Linked DNA regions of Homo sapiens: region 2 is linked to region 1. A link is a contact called in ENCODE Hi-C or POLR2A ChIA-PET data. All regions are on one chromosome and are shown on one strand. Each heading gives the region's core, a stretch centred on a gene start or an enhancer-like site at or near the end of the contact. The rest is flanking DNA. Distances are from core to core; before and after follow the strand shown.

Region 1 (2,986 bases), core at 159-2,658:
CATCAGAAAACAAGCCCTGACTCTAGTACATGACTACAATTACCTACCTACACTGTAAAGCCCCCTTAAGTAGCTTGAGGCCTATGAAATCAAATCCTAAGTGTCTGCCGGGAAAGTGGAGGGAGAGGGCTTGGCTGCAGGTAATTTTGAAATGATCACAGAACAGGAGTACGGGCCTATGAATAGTGAACCACGGAAGGGGGAAAACTCAAAATAAACATGTATTATCTAGCCTATCACTACTGTGGGCAACTGAAGCTCCATCCTACTGGAACCTTTTGTGGAGTAGCATAGAAGGCATCTTACAGGTGTCTCCCCCAGAGAATGCGGGGAGCATTCCACTAACTCTGTTTCCCTGTGGGATTCAGGGTTACCCAATGCAGCTGTAATTCCTGCACTTTCCAGGCTGTGCTTGTGTAAGTGAAGGGTGGATTCCCCACAAAGGTTTCCCACAAAGCACTGGGGGAAAGCAAGCACTTCGCGCTATGGCTGACTGGAGGTGCTGTCAGGCTGTGGGACACATGTTGTAGTGGCAAGGGCTAGAGAGAAAGGAACTGAGGGGTACACGGTGGGCCCAGGAAGAATACTTTTGTAAAAAAACGTAAATTTTTAAATTTAATTTCAAGTTGTGTGTTACTGGAGGCCATGTATCCACAGGGGTATATTTCCTACACTTGCAATGTAAGGGAGGGAAACACACACACACACATTTTTATATATACCCACATATTTATATCTTTCCCTTTCTGCCTAATGGCTAAACTGTTTAAAAAGAATACAAGGAAAATGACCACGGTGGCTCATCCAAATGCCTTTGAAAGTTAAAATGGCAGTTTTGAAATCTATAACGGAAAAGAAGAGACATACATTTTTAAACAGTCATACTGCAAGACCCTCTTACCACGTTGTCAATGTAGAAAACACACACACACACACACACACACACACACACACACACACACACACATTTAAGGTTCAATCATATGACAAGGACAAGAAAACAAAATACTAAGGGGGGGACCGCAAAGGTATTGTCTTTCTTTTTTTAAACTAACTCAAACACATAGGATGGTAAAGGCAAAGTCATTTAAATCATTTCCTTAGTAATACAAGTAATATTTAAATAGATTTAATAGTGCTGCTCCAATCCAATGAATTATGGGTTTAAAACCTATTAAAATGTAATGTTTTTTTCCTGAGCTGAGAGGAAAGAGATTTAAATCCACTGAATTTTAATATTTCAGCTTGAGCTGCAGGAGGTAGAGAAAGTCCAAATGAACTATTCCATCAGCACCATTCAAGCATGAACATTTTAATCAGTTTTACTTCCTTGGAGTTCTCTAACACAGTTTACGCTGTCATTCTGAAAGCACTTAACACAGAGAGTGTGAAAAACCACCAAGGCTTGTTATTGCCTTCACAATTGATGGCAAATAATTTTGCAGACTTCCTATCATTAAAATGTCACTGCTAAAAATTGAGGTTCAGCATTTCTTGTGCTAAACTGCAATTCCTACAACACCATGGCATACCTGTTTCCTAAGGGTTTATTGGGGATGGGGGTGAGCTTTTTTCCAAACGCATACATTTCTATCATTTTTTTTTCCTCAGAATTAGGTTTAAAAAGTGGGTTAGGGGGTTTCCAAAGGAACCCACATCGTCTATTTTTATAAGCCAAACATTTTCTTTTCCACTATTCACACTGACTAAACTTTTTTTCTTAATGGTAGTTTCTTTGGTGAAATTCTTATGAGGTTCCAAGTCAGCCTCCTTTATTAAGCATAACCACATTCACACAGCATGTACTGATTATATAGTGTAATAGATTTAAAAAGCATTTTAAGATAGTCAGGTGACTCAATTTAATAATACAGGAAATGAAAACATCATTTCTAATTAGATCATATTACTGATTTAAAACTACAATTTGTGTGTTGTTCCAACAGTGTGATCTCGCAGAGATTCTAATTTAAAAACACAGTGGCTAGCAGGACACATGACAAAATCAAACTAGATCCATAACGTTCCCCTAGCCCAACTGAGGGAACTTGGGGAAGGCCTGAAGGAAATGTGTAATATCACCAATTCAAAACAAAACACAAAATATCAACGATGGGAAACCAACACAGGAATTTTCCTGGTTTTCTTCCTTATAAATAAAAGATAAATGATATTTAACTTATTTCAATCTATCAACAGTTTTAAACTGAACATGACCTGTGAAAGAAATCATTATAACTGTGTTTCATTCCATTAAACACAACCAGCTTATTGTCAAGAGAACAGCCGCCTCTCCAGATTACGGGATCACTTCAGCATTTTGCATTTAAACTGCATGGATCACTCGTTTGGCTCATTTACCAATGAAGGTAGAATAATATTGCAGAGTTAAAAAGGTGCTTCATCAGATTTCATTAAATCTGGGAACATTTGCTCTTGTCTGGATGGTGTGCATACATATAAAATAGACACATATGTAGTGATAAATAAATGAGGGTCTGCAGGGGCTTAGATGGGTCTTTGCCTCTCAAAGGAAAACTGTCATTCCTTCAGTGCAGAAAATCACTGCTGACTACATTCTAAAAACCAAGTAACAAAAATCTAAAAACTGACCCCTAGTTGTTTTTGGTAGCGTGTCAAAATACCACCAACTCAGCCAGCCATCTACGCTCAAGGGACAGAGAACAGCAAGTGCCTTTAAAATACTACAATGTTACAACTGCAAAAACTACTGGATGCAAGCACTACCATGGCTAAAAAGACAAAGAGAACCTCAGCAGCAAAAATTTGTCAAGTGAGTTTGTAACTGAGCTCTTTCCTTCTCACTTGGTTTGTGGTTCTCTAAAACTGTTGGGTTTGTTTTCCTATTTCTGCAATCTATTTTCCAGAATAGTCAGATAATGTGATTTCCGACTCCATTTTCTGCTCAGATACCAAGAGTTTGGAAGACTCATCAGATCCAACTATATCCAACTATATCCAAGTA
Region 2 (2,986 bases), core at 267-2,766, 190 kb before region 1:
CAAACCCTCTGGCAACCACGGATCCTTCTACCGTCTTCATAGTTTCGTCTTTCCCAGAAAGTCATATAATTGGAACTATAAGGTATTGTTTCATTTTTAAAACAGGCCTTAAAGAAGCAAATCTCTTTCTGTCATCCCTCTAGCTCTCTGCAGATATTCAAAATTGCCAATAGCTGTCCAGAGTTTTCTCTATTACCTGTTTATTTGAAAACATGGAATACTTCTTTAAATTCTAGAATCAATCTTGACTCATTAAAAGGTATTAATTTTTGCATCAGGCCATTCTCTTGCCACTTATTAAGCCTAGCTGTGAGGGAGGCAGTGCATTAAGGCTTGTTGCCCTGCATGCAATATTACGCCACTAAAGGCACATTACAAGAATTCTATTTGCATTCAAGCATTTCCACACAAAGCAATGGCTCACATACAGTGTGAAAATTGAGTGTGCACCACTCTCAAAACTTGGAATTCTTGCCAGGGTTGAAGAGGCTTCCACTGGGGCTACCTGTTCTGAAAGTATTTTGCATCCAAGCCAACTGCTTTTTGGTAGCCCCCTCTCTGCAGTCCGGGTGTGCATCCCCAGAAAAGTATGCCTTATTGCATCTTCGGCACACTCCTCACACCCAGGACCTGTGCTCAAGCCACCAAACCATGCTGGTTCCTAAGAGCATCTCTGCAAACCAGATGTCTCTTTGTATGGTACATGCTGGGAGCATGAGTGGGGCACCAATGTGGAATGAAGTGGTCTCTCCTGCTGGAAATTATATCAGTGAATGCACTTGAAGTGCAACTGCTTGATCTCACAACAATGAAAGGATAAATGGACACAAATTTAGCTGCTTTTGATATGCTGAAGACAGGCCCCCATTTTTATTTATTTCTGAGGCTTAATGTTAACAAGAATAGAAAAGTGGAACTGTTATTACCACCCTGTGACTTTTGAGCTGGGCATGGTTTGGGGCATTGAAATTAGAGTAGCCTTGACTCATCTACTCCTCAACTCATTTCCAACACCGTTTTCCATTACACACTTTCAAATCTACTCGATTGAAGAGCCATCCACACATTCAACTGAAAAAGATTAAACTCCCCTGGTCTCCACACCTCTCCCTGATTTCCAAGCATTCAGGATAAGACTGCCATCCTGGGCCCCACATCACCACTGTCAGGAATAAAGAGAAAGGCTCAGAACACTCCCAGCAAGACTCCACCACTCACTGTCCTGGAACACTCCAAGCCTTCTCCTCAGTGCTTACATTGAGAACATCAAGGCAAATCTTGTTTTGCCATTCTCTCATGTACATCAAACTTCACAAGGAGCCTGCAGCTCCCAATCAACTCTGATCTTCCTGGACCCTTATTCTCAATTATCTCTATAGTCTCCCTTTTCTCATCCACTCTGCCACTCATCCCAAATACCTGAAACCAGTCCACACTGTCTTCTGGAAGTCATGCTCAATTGTTAGCTCCTCCTCACTTCTTCTCAGAACTTTTTTTCACTTCTCGCTGTAAATGGACAGACTCTCAGGAAACCACTTGCTTTTACCCAGCAGTCTGAAAGTGGTAGCTGTGGTATCTTGCAAGGTTCTCGTAATGCCAGATCTGGAGGTAGGGGCAGGTGTTCTGCTTTCATACTGCCACTGGAACATCCTTTTTCCCGCCACAAGAACAAACAACAACACAAAGTTCTGATCTTTTATTACCATGTGATTAGTCCTTACCAAGCACCATTTTAGCTTATTCCTGTTACCTACAGATCCACAGGTCACTCCCCTAATTCCTTGAAGATTTTAGCACCTAACTCACCACCACTTCTCCAACATATTTGGTAATTTCAATATCCATATATATATATGATCTTTCCAATGTCCTAGACTCGGTTTTTCGAGGCCCTCTTTTCCAACTCTCACATTTTCCACCCTGCCTCAACCACTCCCTCCAAATGCCATACTCTATCCTTATCATTACTAGTAAAGCAATCCATAACTACAATTTCAACCATTCTGTCTTTCCAGCTCACTCTCACCAATGCCCCAACTCCAAGAAACCTTGACCCCACTAGGAGCTATTAGCCATTGACTGCTTAAGCTTTTCTTGGTCCCTCAATTTCCTCCCCCACCTAGATTAGATCTGATGGTCCATCATCTCACACTCTTGCATACATTCTTAACAATCTTGTTAAGAAGATTAACAAGGCCCAAGGCCAGGTTAAATCAACTCAGTTTACTCTGCACACCAACACAGATGGCCACGGCTGGAGAAAGCCACACAGCTTGCTACGGCTGGAGAAAGCCACACAGCTTGCTGACTGATCTCATTTTAAGTTGATGACCCCTACCTTCAAAAAGGTCTCGAGCTCTGCCCATCAATCATTCCATATTTCCATAATCCATTCACTCCCCTGTTACCCTAAACTGGTGATTTTCAAACTTGAGACTGCCACAGAATCACCTGGAGGATGTGTGGAAACTCAGATTGCTGGGTCCTGACCCCTAAAGTTTCTGAATCAGGCAATCTAAGGTGGGCTTAAGAAACTGCATTTCGAAGCCAGGAGCGGTGGCTCATGCCTGTAATCCCAGCACTTTGAGGTCGAGGCAGGTGGATCACGAGGTCAGGAGATCAAGACCATCCTGGCTAACATGGTGAAACCCTGTCTCTACTAAAAATACAAAAAAATTAGCCGAGCGCGGTGGTGGGCACCTGTAGTCCCAGCTACTCGGGAGGCTGAGGTAGGAGAACGGCATGAACCCAGGAGGCGGAGTTTGCAGTGAGCCGAGATCGCGCCACTGCACTCCAGCCTGGGTGATAGAGCGAGACTCCATCTCAAAAAAAAAAAAAAAAAAAGAAACTGCATTTCAAACAAGTTCCCAGATGATGCTGACCCTGCTAATCTGGACCACACATTGATAACCACTGCCCTAGATGATTATTTCTTGACTTTTTCTTTCTTCTCAAACCTCCAACACATATTTTCCATCCTTACTCT

The links. Hi-C counts contacts between places; a loop is a spot of excess contacts on that map. ChIA-PET counts read pairs that join two places held with the same protein, here RNA polymerase II (POLR2A). Pooled maps may share reads with other maps.
Region 2: a loop to region 1 is called in a pooled map, with 2.0 times the contacts of the local background. The contact joins the promoter of LINC01507 here to the enhancer-like site in region 1. A Hi-C loop is called at or near these places in 13 of 37 single-sample maps with no recorded cell type and 13 of 50 pooled maps. POLR2A ChIA-PET finds 5 or more read pairs at or near these places in 1 of 52 experiments (activated T-cell).

Annotation. Positions count from the first base shown.
Region 1 is chr9:79,629,598-79,632,583 of GRCh38, reverse strand. All of the region lies in intron 6 of TLE4 (TLE family member 4, transcriptional corepressor), which reads right to left. Among named protein-coding and RNA genes, the nearest start is that of TLE4, 59 kb to the right of the region's middle. Within about 2 kb of position 1,408, at least 2 of the 41 ENCODE cell types and tissues checked have a DNase peak (open chromatin) inside an H3K27ac peak, as active enhancers do.
Region 2 is chr9:79,823,060-79,826,045 of GRCh38, reverse strand. It overlaps LINC01507 (long intergenic non-protein coding RNA 1507), which reads right to left and starts at 1,516. Exons shown (of 3, transcript NR_121213.1): 1 at 1,420-1,516.